2 separate regions of the Mus musculus genome follow, and region 1 is linked to region 2. The links are chromatin loops, found by intact Hi-C in ENCODE. Cell type or tissue: left cerebral cortex. All regions are shown on one strand. Links, peaks and the distances in the headings refer to the core of each region. The heading gives the core; the rest is flanking DNA.

The links. A loop is a pair of places that touch in the nucleus more often than their neighbours do. Peaks named below come from ENCODE experiments on the same cell type or tissue, not always from the same donor. Only the 100,000 strongest peaks of a DNase experiment are listed, where the experiment ranks them.
Region 1: it touches region 2 in a loop (2.4-fold over the local background); 3 of 42 quality-filtered maps call a loop at or near these places.

The regions. Positions count from the first base shown.
Region 1 is chr4:7,415,655-7,424,005 of GRCm38, reverse strand. No RefSeq gene overlaps it. Among named protein-coding and RNA genes, the nearest start is that of 8430436N08Rik, 140 kb to the left of the region's middle. In left cerebral cortex, for the core only: no CTCF peak of the experiment used is centred there; DNase peaks (open chromatin) are centred at 604, 3,650 and 3,866.
Region 2 is chr4:7,842,466-7,850,816 of GRCm38, reverse strand. No RefSeq gene overlaps it. Among named protein-coding and RNA genes, the nearest start is that of Gm23860, 26 kb to the right of the region's middle. In left cerebral cortex, for the core only: no CTCF peak of the experiment used is centred there; a DNase peak (open chromatin) is centred at 3,198; H3K27ac peaks cover 657 bases.

The DNA.
Region 1 (8,351 bases), core at 95-8,094, 430 kb after region 2:
GCATACACACAGAGGCAGCGCAAATGTTTGCACATACACGCTCACATACACAAACACACAAGCAACACAAATGTGTGTGCATGCACACACACACAAATACACAAATACATGCACACAATGTGCACACACACATTCACCCATGCCCTCCCCACACATACACATGCATGCACATGCATGCACATGCATGCACATGCACACACACATAAACATCCACACACTCGCATATACACACACAAGTAACACAAATGTGTGCACACACACGCACATATACACATAAACACATATACCCACACATGCATATGCACACACACACACACACACACACACACACACACACACACACACACACACACATGTATCACATGCCACAGAAAAGAGGAGCAGGAAGAGATCTGTGAGAAGTCTACAAAGTAAGACTTTGGGCCTGAAATGTTCCTGAAGTATAAAGAGCAAACACAAGGAGATTCCCTGGTGTCTGTGGCATTGGTTATACTTGGTAAAGGGCCCCATCCAGCCATTCCTTTGAGTACTGACACAGTCAGATGGCTCTGCTCGAGGTGATGAAAGGGGGTGATTTGCTCCTTAGGGTTGCCAGTCACTCGTGTCGTGTTCTGATGCTGTCTGTCTCTTCTCTCTTAGACATTTGGTGTGCCTGGGCACAAGGCAGAGCCCTTGTCAATCACCCAGTGAGGCCTATGACTTAGGCATTTATTTGGCTTCAGGATTCAACTCTTTTCCTTCCCAAAATATATGTTCTGTGGGGGCAGTGTCTTCTCCATCACACTGCACCGTGTGAGTGAAATGGCAAATCCATTAGGATGGCGGTATTTGTAATTTATTTTTGGGACATCTTTCCTTCTCAGGGCCCACTCCAATCAAGAATAAGTGATACCCAAATCTAGGACAAACAAGCATACTTTCTAATGACTTTGAACCTTAAAACAGCTTAAAAGACAGGCTGTGTGAAAAGAAAGAGAGTAAAGCAAATTGGGTTAATTAATCAGCCAGCACCGCCTGTCTCAATTTTATGAGCATATTTCGCTCACCCAAACTCTGTGCTCTAGGCTTCCAATCACAGTCTCCCAGCAGGCACTACCTTCTCAATTCAGAATTTGTTTTCATTGTTTGTAATAAAAGAAAATTATACTGCAAGGCTAATTACTAACCTGTATGGACTTCTCTCTCTCTCTGTCTCTCTCTGTCTCTGTCTGTCTGTCTGTCTGTCTGTCTGTCTCTCTCTCTCTCTTTCTCTCTCTCTCTCTCTCTCTCTCTCTCTCACACACACACACACACACACACACACACACACACACACACACACACACACACACACACATACACACACACAAATGATGTGGATCCAAACGGATACTCGTTTCATCCTTGTTGAAGGCACATTTATTCCAGACAATATGCGGAGAGTAAATGAATTTGGAGAATTTAGTCCTAAAAGGGGTGTTTACATCAAACATCTAATTTCAAGACTAAGGAACCTATGTGGAAAAGGAGGCAGAAACATTGTCAGATAGAGGTATGGATGACTCCAAGGTATCCATCTTCCAGACATAATAGGACAGAAGCACATGTGAATTCACAGAGACTATGGCAGCATGCAGAAGATCTACAGAGGCCCGAGCCAGATGGGTTTCCTTCACAGAGGGAGAAGTGACATTGAATTCCCACCAATAACCAAGAAGTTATTTGTAATTGATACCCTGGCAAAGACAAAGTCGGTTTTCTTCACAGGGTATATCAACCTTACTTCAAGGCGGCTCCACAGCCTGGGAGTAGCTGGACAACATAAAATAAAATCAGTGGGTTCATTGTGGATACTTTGATTCATTTTGATTTGTTTGACTTTTTTTTTTGTCTTACTTATTTTCATTTGTTTTGGTTTTTATTTGTGGTATTTATATTTTGCAAAAGGAGAGATCATAAATTTTGGTGGGTAGGTAGGGGGAGAAGATCTTGGAGTTATTGGGGAGGAGAAAAACATGATCAAAATATATGAAAAAAAGTTTCTAAATAATAAAGAAAAGGAAAAACTGATAGAATTATGAAGATATATGAGAAAGTTTTATCTATATTTGATTTTTCCCTTGCCCTTTGTTATACTAGCTTCCTCTCACTGCTAAGAAATATATACATGTATACATACAACTTATTATACACACATATGCCCAGATACATATGCACACATACTTACATATGTAAATGTGTGTATATGTCATTCCTAGAACTTGGAGTGACAATTAATAACAGACTGTATGAATTTATACTATAAGTGTGTATCCTATTACATATAATATAGCTCATTATGTGTAATTATGAATTAATATGCAATTATAGAATAGCTAACACAATTCATGGAGTATCTACTGCTCTTGTCCTTACTTGTACAGACTCAAAGGTAGAGATTAAATAGGTAATTTTTTAACTTTTCAAATGTTTGACTACTGATTTGGGGCTGCAAGAAACTTCCTATTTCCACACATTGGCTATGGGTTTATGAGCTACCATTTACATCTGGCATTTGCCTTCTTTTACACTAAAAACTTGGTATTGAAATTCAAATCTAGAGTCTCTCACATTCAAAGCAAGACTCTATCACTAATTTATGACCCCAGATTTGCCATCTTGCTTCTCAGTGATAACAAAGGTCTTGACGAAGTAATTAAAACTTAAGCTGTTGTCACACAGCAATGATTAATTCAAAGTGTGGTTTCTGGAAACTACAGTTTTGAGAAGAAGCAACCATCAAGCATAACCAAAATCTGGAAACAAATTAAGGGAATGAGAAAAACGCAGCACAATGGGAAAGGTCAGCAAAGAAGAATCATGAATCTGCAACAGACATCTTTATGATCTGGCTCTGGGTTTTCTCTCCACCATTTCTGAAATTGTCATTTAAGATGACTTCCACATCCCAGTGGAACCTGCTATCCCAGTCTTATGGTTCCTTGTATCTTAATGCCCAGTGAGAGCTTGCCCTCCTTGAACCTCTCAACTGTTTGCTCTCAACCTGGGACATAACCATTTTTTTAAAGATTTTTTTATTAGATATTTACTTTATTTACCTTTCAAATGTTGTCCCCTTTCTTGGCTTCCCTTCTGAAAACCCCCTGTCCCCTCCACCCTCCCTCTGCTCACTAACCCACCCACACCTGCTTCCTGGCCCTGGCATTCCCCTCCACTGGGACATAGGGCCTTCACAGGACCAAGGGCTTCTCTTCCCATGGATGACCAACTAGACCATCCTCTGTTATATATGCTGCTGGAGCCATGAGTCCCACCATGGCTTTGGTTGGTGATTTATTCTCTGAGAGCTCTAGGGGTACTGGTATTTCATATTGTTGTTCCTTCTATGGTGTTGCACACCCCTTCAGCGCCTTGGATCCTTTCTCTAGCTCCTTCATTGGGGGCCCTGTGCTCACCCAGACATTTTCTGGATGCCAACAAGTGCTGATTGACAGAAGCCTATTAAAGCTGTCTCCAGAGAGGCTCCACCAGTGCCTGGCAAATACAGAGGTGGATCCTCACAGCCTACCATTGGACATTACCATTCTTAGTAATGCCACCCCTAATTCATGCAGTGCTTTCTCAGTTCCCCAGAAACCATCTTCAGCCCACTGCCCTCCTCTGCATTCTCTTTGTATGAGGACAAGTAACTACCTTGTCACAGGCACCTCTCAAACACTTCTTCTTTCATTGCTCCTTCAACTCAAATAGCTATCTGGCCTTCATCTAATCTTAAATTACTTGTGCATTTGGGCACAGTGACTGACCACAATGAGAACCATGCTTGGTCATTATTCATTCTCTCTTTTTGATCAATGAATACATCTTTACAGCTGCTCTATAATCATTCCCACTCACATGAGCCTTCCTTCCCACTTCTCTGCAAATATCCCTTGCTACTGAATCATTGTTCACTGCACAAATGCCTCCAACTTCAGAAATCAAAGCCATGCTAGAACATAATCTACCATGCTACATAGGACTTTTTCATATGCTTCCACTCTAAGAACTCTGAAAGTCATAGTTTTGTATGGTTAGACTCAGCTGTCTTCACATCCTCTCCTCCCTCTTTCTTCTACATTTTCTCCCCTTTGCTCCCCTGGAGCTGTTATTGGGATCAGAAAAACAGGTTGTTTTGTTTTCAAATCATCTCTTATGTCTCGCTTGATTTATGACATTATGTGCCATTTATTACTCTTCTGCTTTCATTGATTCATTCAGTCATCTTCTTGAAAATGACTTTCCTCTAGTCCATCTTTCATCCAATGGTCTCTCCTTCTTAATCACTTCTTTGTCTTCTTCCTCTTTTCCTTTTTGAATTTTGAAGTCCTCAGTGCTTGTTTCTAGACAACATTTTTCATGATTTGTATGCTGATGTCATCAAATTGTGCCTTCCGCCAAGACTTTTCCCTGAAACCCACGTTCACTTTTAAAACCCACTTCAATAGTTCTAATAGATGGTCCATATTGTCAAAAATAATTATTTTTCCCTTATTTACTTATTTATTTATTTATTTATTTATTTAAATTAGTATTTTCTTATTTTACATTTCATATGCTATCCCAAAACTCCCCCATACCCTCCTGCCCCCCACTCCCCTACCCACCCACTCCCACTTCTTAGCCCTGGTGTTCCTCTGTACTGAGGCTTACAAAGTTTGCAAGACCAAGGGGCCTCTCCTCCCAATGATGGCCGACTAGGCCATCTTCTGCTACATATGCAGCTAGAGACACGAGCTCTGGGGGTACTGGTTAGTTCATATTGTTGTTCCACCTATAGGGTTGCAGACCCCTTTAGCTCCTTGGGTACTTTCTCTAGCTCCTCCATTGGGGGCCCTGTGATCCATCCAATAGCTGACTGTGAGCATAGACTCACAAGAGACAGCTATATCAGGGTCCTTTCAACAAAATCTTGCTGGCATATGTGATGGTGTCTGTGTATGGAGGCTGATTATGGGATGGATCCCCAGGTGTGGCAGTCTCTAGATTGTCCATCCTTTCGTCTCAGCTCCAAACTTTGTCACTGTAATTCCTTCTATGGGTGTTTTGTTCCAAATTCTAAGAAGTGGCAAAGTGACCACACTTTGGTTTTCATTCTTCTTGAGTTTCATGTGCTTTGCAACCTGTACCTTGGGTATTCTAAGTTTCTGGGCTAATATCCACTCATCAGTGAGTACATATCATGTGAGTTCTTTTGTGATTGGGTTACCTCACTCAGGATGATATCCTCCTCCACACAAAACCAGAAACACTAAAACTTATAGAGGAGAAAATGGTGAAAAGCCTCGAAGATATGGACACGGGGGAAAAATTCCTGAATAGAACAGCAATGGCTTGTGCTGTAAGATAGAGAATAGACAAATGGGACCGCATAAATTGCAAAGCTTCTGTAAGGCAAAAGACACTGTCAATAAGACAAAAAGGCCACCAACAGATTGGGAAAGGATCTTTACCAATTCTAAATCAGATAGAGGACTAATATCCAATATATATAAAGAACTCAAGAAGGTGGACTCCAGAAAATCAAATAACCCCATTAAAAATGGGGCTCAGAGCTAAACAAAGAATTCTCACCTGAGGAATACCGAATGGCAGAGAAGCACCTGAAAAAATGTTCAACATCCTTAATCATCAGGGAAATGCAAATCAAAACAACCCTGAGATTCCACCTCACACCAGTCAGAATCGCTAAGATAAAAAATTCAGGTGACAGCAGATGCTGGTGAGGATGTGCAGAAAGAGGAACACTCCTCCATTGTTGGTGGGATTGCAAGCTTGTACAACCACTCTGGAAGTCAGTCTGGAAGTTTCTCAGAAAACTGGACATAGCACTACCGGAGGATCCCACAATACCTCTCCTGGTCATATATCCAGAAGATGTTCCAACTGGTAATAAGGACACATGCTCTTCTATGTTCATAGCAGCCTTATTTATAATAGCCAGAAGCTAGAAAGAACCCAGATGCCCCTCAACAGAGTAATGGATACAGAAAATGTGGTACATTTACACAATGGAGTACTACTCAGCTATTAAAAAGAATGAATTTATGAAATTCCTAGGCAAATGGATGGACCAAAAATAATTATTTTATCTCACCTCTTCACAAATTGCTTTCATTTTTAGCAAATGTTACATATGGCCACTGATACATTTTCAGAGGATAAACACTTCTGAGCACTTTCTCTCTTTAACCCCCAACCTATCCAATTTGTTAATCTCGGTTTAACATTTCTATAATTACCACTACAGTCTGGCCTTTGGCTACCATAGTGATTGACCTCACTGGGTGCTCTACTCCTATCTCTGCCTTTCATTGGCACTCTGTATAAAATCCTAATTCATTCTCCCAATGCAAAAGTGCAATATTGTCCCATCCAAAAGCCTTCAAAAGTATGTCACCATATGCAGAATAAAATATAAAACCATTATGAGGCCTGTGAAGATCTTTGCTTTGCCATTGTCTCTGATTTCTTTTATCTTCACATTCAGGTGACATTGTCATCAGACTATTAACAATGGTCTGGGTTGTTTTTTTGTTTGTTTGTTTGTTTGTTTTACCCTCAGCATTTTCCTTTCTATGCCTGTATCTAGAAAAAAAAATAAACAAACATTTCCAAGGGTGAAATCTTCACAAGAGAATATGTGGAATGTTTCGAGTGAGATACATGAGAAGTAGTATTTTGATTATTGTCTTACTTACTTTTCTATTGCTGTGATAAATCACTATAATGAAAACAACTTAAAGAAACAAAGAGTTTATTTTGGGCTTATAGTTTCAGAAGATTATAGTCCATGAGACTCATGGTAGGGAGCATGGCAGCAGTAGGGAAGAAATGGCCCTTGAAATAAAGCTGAAAACTCACTTTTTAAAAACGATTTTATTTTATGTATAGATAGTGTACACTATCACTGTCTTTAAGACATACCAGAAGATCATCATCAGATCCCATTACATTTATTATAAGCCACCAAGTAGTTGCTGGGAATTGAACTCAGGACCTCAGGAAGAGCAGTCAGAGCTCTTAACTGCTGAGGCATCTCTTCAGCCCTGACAACTAACAGACTAAGACAACAATCACCACAAGGCAAATAAAGTGTACTGAGAATATCATGGGCTTTGGAAACCTCAAAGCCCATCTCTAGTGACATATCTCTTCCAACAATGGCACAACTACTTGTTCTAAAAACTGGGGACCATGTATTTAAACATATGAAGCTATGGAAGCCATTGTCATTCAAACCAGCATAGTTATCACCAAGCACATTTTAATCACATGTTATATGTACTAGATTACTTACCTTAATATAAGTATGGCCCAAAATACTTTTTCAGTTTGTAATAAATGGTAGGAGTATTAAAGATGATGGCTACTTCATTACCTTAGGGGATGTCAGAAAATATATAACACCATTATCTATTGGTTGCCACTTACTATTTTCCATGTCTGATTGCCATAGTGTTCAGAGCAAGACAACTTGTCAAATATTAACTCTTTAAGGGTTGCTTTTAAGATAGGCACTTTAATCCTCAATGTAAAAACCAAAATGGGGTCCATAAAGGATATCTAAGAAACATTGTGTGCATGAGACAAATAAAACCCATAGTGGTAGTTCACACCATCATACCATTCCTTCCATCATGTACTTTCTTCCACTTTTAACAGAAAGAGATCCATAATAATAGAAGAACCTAACAGAAATGTAGCATACCATGAATAGATTGAACTGAACTCAGAATATCAACTTCAGGTTAGTGAGAAGAGTAGAAGGAATTGTGAAAATCAGCTTTTAAAGGAATACTTATTAGCAAGGCTGGATTACAAATGAGAGTGATGATGTGTGCTTGTGACACAGTGGGAGGACCATTTGGTTGCTGCCATGGCGATAACAAGAGTAAAGATGGCAGAAAGAAGTGAGATTGGGGACTTTTGGGATAGCATTGGAAATGTAAATGAGGAAAATACCTAATAAAATGTATATATATATAAAAAAAGTGAGATCGTCCTGACCTCAGGGCAAACCTGAACATTTACACACCATAAGTGGTATCTTCAAAGTCTTCAAAGGCTCTTGTGTTCATAAGGTTGCTGGCAAGCTATTCCTCTGACGTTGGACTAGTGAGGTTGAATGACGTTGGGTCATTGAGCCAACGTTGAGCACAGGCATGTATCCCGTGCCATCATACCTTGGCTCAGACTGAAGGTGGAGTACTAAATACCAAATGCTATTCTTAGGCTCGGTCTCAGAGTAAAGACCATGAGGGAACTTGTGATGCCCTGTGAGCAATGGGCTCGGAACTGCCTCATTTCTGCCGCATGTATTACTACCAGAA
Region 2 (8,351 bases), core at 103-8,102:
CTGTCCTACTGTAACGGGCATCAGTCCCTGTCAGAGCATCCCCCACACCCCTACATACATCTACTTTCATCTAGAAAAGGTCCTTGGACAGAATAAAAATTTTAAATTGCAATTACTATTTTCCTATTTAATGCCACATTAATTAAAAGGGATCTATCTGCACTGTGTGTTATCAATAAAAATAATCTTGCTAATAAGCTGGATGTCTCTGAAAGTTTATATGTGTGTCCTGGCTTCTGATCACTGTACTCCACTCAAGATCATATTGGTTTTCTTACACTGTCCAGGCAGAAGTAACAGAGTTCTGCCATGCCACACTTTCTCTGACACTCCACTTGCCCTGGACTTCAGGAGGTAATTGCTATGCTTGTTTAATGAGGTTTCAGAATACAAAAGATGCCTGTTTAGCAATTTTCTTTTCTGTTGTTTGGGAACCATAAATGGATTCATTTCCAGATGCAGAAAGCAGCATCTTGTTTTGTTTTTTTCTGTCTTGTTTTTTCTGTCTTGTGTTGGTGGAAGTCCATTCCCTAAAGACTTCATATTGAACTCTTTCTTTTAAATTCCATTGAAGCCCAAATGGGAATGATTGCTAGGTTTTCTTTTTGCCCATTTTAAACAGGGGAAATACACCCTATCTTATTTTAAAGAGCTAGTAGTAGCTTAGCTAACAGGAAGAAGCTGAGCCCCTGAACTTGATCAGAAGCCTATGTGTGGAATAGAGAGAAGGCCTCAGACAATCCCTTCAATAGCTTTATTTTCTCCTATAACAAAATGCAGTCCTGCTCATGAGCCCACCTGTATTTCCCCTTCATCTAATAAACTGGCTAGGCCAGAGCTGCAAAGGAACATAGTAATATTGACAATGTTGCTGGAAATCCGTGTGCTTTAGAATGTATTAACTTTTGCTGCACTGCTGAACATATGAAGGAAAATTGGCTTAGCAAAAAAAGAAAATCACTTTACTCCAGCCCCCCTCTTTTTGCTGATGGGACTAAGTATAGCAATCAAAATGAATAGGACCTGATAGAGAAGGTGGTGTACTTGTCCGAGCTGAAGACGCCCAGTTTGACACACCCTCAGGCTATAATACATTACAGAGCTTCAAGAAATATCTGAGCATGTCTCAGGCTGATATGAAGGGAGCCACAGGTAAAACTGTTGTGAAATAAGCAAGCTAAAGGTGCCACTGAGGTTAATGTGATGGTAATAGTGTCCACACTAAAACAAAGTACGTCTGTGCCTTTGTTTATAATTTTAATGTCCACATTCACCAACTCTAACAATACATGCTTCGGCTGGGTTCTCAGGTCACCTGCTGGGGATAGATTGCATTCTTCTATTATTTTTTCATTCCAAACCTCTTAAGATGTCTATTAAAGAAAACATGCAGGAATTGGCTTGTGTTTTAGATTTACTTCTATGCAATTTCACAATAAAGGGATCTCATTTTTATCTTTTGTAAATTCCCATGTTGAGTTAATTTTCACTTAATAATGTCTTTAAGTAATTGCCAATTAATAGAACAAACAACACATTTTTATACATACAACTTTTAGGATATGGTAATTAATATTATCTAAAGTTAAAACATTCAAATAATCAGGTTATTGTGTTAGATGTCTTTTAAGCATTCACTTTTAAAAACTATTACTGTGTTTATACATATTGTGGGGTAAAATATAGTCAGTTGAGTTTAGTATACAATATGTGTCATTAGCCATTAAGGAACATTTTGATCAAAGGTACAATTATGTATTCTTACAAGATATGGTATTACACTTCTGTATATGTATGGCTTATTTACTGATCAAATCACAGGGATTGACACTTCCATTGTACACTGCACTGCGTGCTATCAGGTCTTCATACTTGGACCTCAAGTTCTAGGGTTTGAGCCATGACAACCACAGATGTTGCTGCTGTTTGCTGGGTGCCTGGGCTGGAGAGCAGGGTCCTTTGCTTCATCTCTACTCCAACCTCTTCATGCCAGCAGTATCCAGTTGGCCCCTACAGCATCCTTAGGGTGGTCCCTGTGACTCACTTTCTCCTGACTATTAACAGCTCAAGTGAATCCTAACCATTGGAAGCAGGAGGGAACTAAAAAATTAGTGTTTTAGAGAACAAAAAGGGAATTGTCTGAAAGTATATTAAACTGTAGTGCTGGATATTTGAGGTTGTAATTTCTGGCAAAAAAAAAAAACCTATATTGAAAAAGCACTGTAGAAATAAATGTAAAAGATGGAGACTATGGAGTGGAGCTTGCCATTTTGAAAAGATAGGGGAAGCAAAACTGTATGCCAAGTCACAGTAGTAGGATGAAGTCTCTGAGTAGAATTTTGGAGTAGAACAGTCTTTGTTATTCAACTTCTCTAAGTTTTTAAGATACCTTTTTCTGATTTCTTTTTGTCAAACCAGCAGTGCAGCATTGGTGTTAGTTTCTTTTTAGAGAAATTTAAGGATCAATGAGGTAGACTATGTAAACTTTGTGATATGGTGCCAATCACAGCAAATCCTCCTGAAATATTACTGCATTCACTTCCTTATACCAGGTACAATTAAGTTAGCCTCATCAGCTCTCATGCTAAAGGACCCAGGTTCAGAATTTCTGAGATGAAGTTCTTTGCCATAGCGTGACACCTTTGGTGGGAATCAAATGGGTCTTCTACAGTTCCTATCTTACCACCTGCAGCATCATTGTGAATAGGAGGCCCCTGTTTATTTGGTGGCATGCTAGCCTCAGGCACTAATAAGCTTGAAATAATATATAGATAGGAATTGTATAAAAAATGTGTCTTTTTAAATCTCGTGCCCTTTTTTTTCTGACTGCCAGCTTGAATGCAAGTAAACTGCTTATGGAAAAAAAAAGATTTATTCTCAAGGATGCAGGGTGCTTTTCCCAGAGCTATAACCATTGCTGTAAAAGCCTCAGGATGAGGTCATCACTCAAAGTCTGTTAAGAGTAAACAGAGGCAGACGTGAAAGTAGTAAGGACAAATTTCAATCAGTGATATGTTCACGCAGCAGAACAGAGGGTCTAGCTTGAACTAGACTCAGGTTTGACTTTTTTCAGCAATGGTTGGATGTTTGATAAATGATGAAGAAGGAATGAGATCAATCGGCTCCCATGGCATCAGAGAAGAAAACACTAGAAAGGGAAGTTGTGGGTGACTGGTGCTTAGGGAGCCATCTGTTCTCTCTGATTTGCCTTATCTATAGCAGACTTCTCACCAAATGTACTTTCCTTAGGAGTTGGCTGGAATAAAGAAAGGCAAAATGCACCAACGCGTGGATACTTCACTCCTCCCTAGAATATGGAATAAAATATCCATGGAAGGAGCTGCAGAGACAAAGTTTGGAGCTAAGACAAAAGGATGGACCGTCCAGAGACTGCCCCACCTGGGGGTCCATCCCATAAGTAGCCACCAAATGCAGACACTATTGCATATGCCAGCCAGATTTTGCTGAAAGGACCCTGATATAGCTGTCTCCTGTGAGGCTCTGCCAGTGCCTGGCAAATACAGAAGTGGATGTTCACAGTTATCTATAGGATGGAACACAAGGCCCCTAATGTAGGAGCTAGAGAAAGTACCCAAGAGCTGAAGGAGTCTGTAACCCAATAGGTGGAAAAACAATATGAACTAATCAATACCCCCAGAGCTCGTGTCTCTAGCTGCATATGTAGCAGAAGATGGCCTAGTTGGCCATCATTGGGAAGAGAGGCCCCTTGGTCTAGCAAACTTTATACGCCCCAGTACAGAGGAATGCCAGGGCCAAGAAGTGGGAGTGAGTGGGTAGGGGAGCAGGGCAGGGGGAGTGTATAGGGGACTTTTGGAATAGCATTTGAAATGTAAATGAAGAAAATATCTAATAAAAATGTGGGAAGAAAAGAAAAAGAAAATGCAAGTTAAAAAAAAAAGAAAGGCAAAATGCTTTTAGTGTCCACAGTTTTTGCATACACACCCTTTAATGATAGGAGTAGTAAGATTACAATGGAAAGCTCATTATATTGTTAGGGAGTATATTAGTATTTACTCATATTTACTCATGTTTTTATATTTTTACCTCCAGTGTTGGGATGGGATTCATGGCCTTGTGCATGCTAAGTAAATACTCTGCTCCTGGATCCTGTCTAAGTTTTTATAGGTTGTAGCTGGGACCCACTGAAGAAAAGAGTCTAGAAGAAACTAGCAAAAATTTGCACAAGGAAGAAATCTTTGTCAGATCTCAGGTCTTTAAAGATTTCTGTCTGTGTTCTTTTGTTATTTCCATTTTGTGTTGTATGAGAAAAGAAACCTCAAGAGTCTAAAGGCATTGATTCACAGGAGAAAATAAATCAAAGGTAGTTGGTTTCCTCAATGTTCTTTAGTGTTATCAAATCCTCAATGTTCTTTAGTGTTATCAAATGTAACACAACATTCTTCAACTTGACCCTTCTTTGTGAATTTATTAAGAATGGGATAGAATGCTACCAGACAACTTGTATTTGTAATGGAATAGTAGACAGAATTCTAAGTGGACTTGATGGCCTTCTAGACCATTATCTCCACACTACAAATTATGGAGTAAAATGTTAGAGGTGACAGAATTGCTGTAGTTGACCCAGCCAGAAAGGAGGAGAGCCAGTACAAGTTCCCCAGCTGTACCACCTAACTGCACAGGCTACATGTTAAGTCATTAACATCACTGCAATACAAAACAAAGCCTTGATTTCCTCATCTTAGAGCAACTGCACACTTTAATTTCTTATGCTATTTTCATAAAGTGTTTTTTCTTCCCCAAACAGGATTTCTAGAAAATAAAGACCCAACTCCAAATAATTTAGACTGTGACTCTCTCAGAAAACTTAAATGCTTATTTGTCTGTCCAAACACTCATTTTGTTAATTTTTAAACACTTATTCTTTCATAATTTGATGCTTATACACATGATGTATTGTGATCACACCCCAACACTGTCCCCTCTTAACCTCCTCTCCCTTTTGCAAAACATTTTTCCCAATAACCATTCCAAATCATATTGCTTTTCATGCGTATGTGCCTCACTCCTTACATGAGCATCTATGGAGTACTCTTTACTTGAGTAGGGGAAACTTAGTCTGGCCGCATCACAGTGTTATGATGCACCTGTGACTACTCACAGAGAGGTGGGACCTCAAGCCCACTCCCATCTATGACGTCTGCTGATGGGTTCAAGTAAGTACTGCTGCTGTGAACTAAGGTCCAATGACTATTTCATCTAAAAACAAACAAACAAAAGTGTTTTAGTGTTTTACTGCATATTTTCTCATCAAACAGACCTTACATTCTTTTTGTCTCCTTTTTCTTATCATTCCCTGAGCTTTGGATCCCTCCAAAGCTGATCAGATGTTTTGTTTAGGACCGGGTTCTCAACTGTTCTTTAGTCTTAGCAGTTTGGACACCTATGAGTCTCTGCATTGAGCATAATCTACTATCAACAGAAGGCTCTCTGGCTGACAATGAGCAGCACAAGCATATGTGTATATAAATGAATATTTAGAAGGCAGTTAGCACCATGTCCATTTAACAAACTAACAATAGTAGTTTTCCCTCCATGAGATGGCACATGACCTCCCAGCTATGGAGTTTTGATGAGGTTCAGTACCAGACATGAATTATCTTCTGTGGAGCAATCCTCAAAACCAATCAAGACAGAGTTGGTTAACTCCACAGCACTCATACCACCATTGCATTAGTGGATACATCTTGCTTAGCAGCTTGGTATTGTAGACCTTGCAGTTTATAACAGAAGGTGGGCAATAACTTTCCTCTTTAACAGCCTGCATAGTACTTTCAGGCACTATGAAACCTAGCTGTTAGGGATAAAGCTTCCAGGTTAGTTAGTTCTAGTTCCATTACTCTCCTTCTTGTAAGGGAAGTGGATGCTCTCTTCAGAAATAGGTGTTATCATATAATTGTGGTGGACAACCAAAAGCAATAGCAATAAAATCATTTAGGGGCCTGTGGTCCTCCTTCTCAACAACTCATGGGGGAGTATCCTATATGTGGAACATGGATTTTTTTCTATCTGTCCATGCAAGGTACATCTATTTAAACTCTATTTTAGAATATATTTTTAAAATTAGTTTACAAAATAATAGGTAACAATATGGATGCTTTCATCCATCTTTAGTTTTGTTAAATCTCCCTCCATCCCCTTCCATCTCCCATCTCATATCCCTATCCTGCTCAAAAGGTTTGGTTTTTTAATTCTAGCACTCACTTTAACATGCAAAACTCTAGTTCTTGATGTCCTTCCATTTAAATACTTTAATTTCAGTTACCATTGGGGAAACCAGACAGAAAATTTAGTATAATGGTACTGAGAAAGGATTGTTTTTAAATCTTTGTCACACTGTATTTGGAGTACCTCTTCATCTACTTTTTGTGCATCAAATATTCCAAGTAGAAAAACAACCCACTAATGAGCTGCTTTCTAGTTGATTTCCTTGGTGCTGTGAGATTTTTTTTTTCATCGAAGTAAGGCAAATCAGCTGGAGACTGATCATGCATAAACTCTCAGAACAAAGACTCTCTCATCACTCCAGAAGAAATTTTATACTCAAGCTGTAGATATGAAGATAGTGAAAGATATGACATACCTCAGTGATATAATTGAGAAATTGGTGTCGTTTATGGGATTTCAATAATCATCCTTTCATTTGTACTTATTAACTGGAACTTAGAGGGACACTTCACTCACTTTAATTGATTATGGTAATGGAAATGAACCCCTGCAACCACATAGCAAAGATACCCCAAGCACTTTATGAAGCACTGCCTTTTGTTTATTGTTTTTTTTTGTTTGTTTTACTGAGCAAGCAAAACTAATGATTATGTTTGATTAAATCTTATTTCCATGTAGGTACCTGCTTAATTGGTAGTTTAGTCAGTCTATCCTTTGAGTGGTGTTAATGGCATCCTTTGACTTATTTTGTTGTTGTTAAGATGAAGATACAGACAATTGGGACAAGAGACACATCTCCTGCTGATGCAACAATGACTTTGCTCTCTAGAAATTCTCATCAGTGGATTTGGTACTGTTTTGAAAGTTCTAACTCTAGATTGAACTATTTTTACTATAAATGTCTATCTAGCCCAATATATGCCTCAAATAAATACTATATATTCAAAACAAAAAATTCTCCATTTTGTAAATCATTGTTTCTCCTTTTGAGTTTTTATTTCTGGCAACAACACCATCATTCTTTCAGACATAGAAATAAAATGTTAAAGTCATTATTTCTCCATACAAATGGAGTAATGTGAGAAAGATTGGGGAGTTTTGTCAGATTTGTCTTGGGCCAATTACTAACTCAGAGGAAATTAACAGGATAGCAATTGGCATGAATATATTGTACAGTAGCTATATATGGAACCATATTTGTTATTTTAAAGTGGGTGCAATCATATATATATATATATATATAATATTTATATATCTTTTGGTACAAACATAGAAACATGTTATGTGAATAGTAAGCTCAGTAGTCCTCAAAATAATTAGGTAATGCATTTGTAGACAAAAAGAGGCTATATAATTTTAAATGAAAATCAAATTTGGCATTTATCTTAACAATTGGATTTCCAAAATCCAGGTTTCCAAGAATGTTATATTCAATCTTTCTTAGTTTGAGAAATGATTCTGAAATAGTATTCATGTTCAGATAAAATTTGTAATATTTTAGACATATTTCATCAGCAAACCTATCTTTGAAAGCTGACAGAGATCATTACTAAACAAAATAAAATTACTAGCAGGAATTTGATTTGTCAAAGATATATTTGCTTTCACTGATAGCAGTTATTAGCATTTAAATACAGAATTCAATATAATAAAATAATTTCATATAAAATTACACTAATAATAATGTTTGCTCATTTTGAATGTGGGAAAACAAATGAGAATTAAATGGATTTATTAATAAATAACCAATAGTATATTACTAACATAGAGGAGATTTTAGTGTTACTATCTGAACAAATTAATATTACAAGGCACCAAAGAAATAGAAGTTAATAATCAAAAGGATAACACTAATTTTCCCTGTTTCTGGAAAATGTGGTGGTTTTCTTTTATTTGTAAACAATACATTCCAAGACCCTTACTAAATATCTGAAAACAAGGATGAATGAGAATACACTCACACACACACACGCACACACATGCACACATGCACACGTATATATATTTAATTGTATATAATATGTATATAGATACATACATATATTCTCCCCCTCTATATAGCTATATGTTCTTATATTTTTGCAGTGAGCCTAGCCTTCAACAGTATATATATATATATATATATATATATATATATATATATA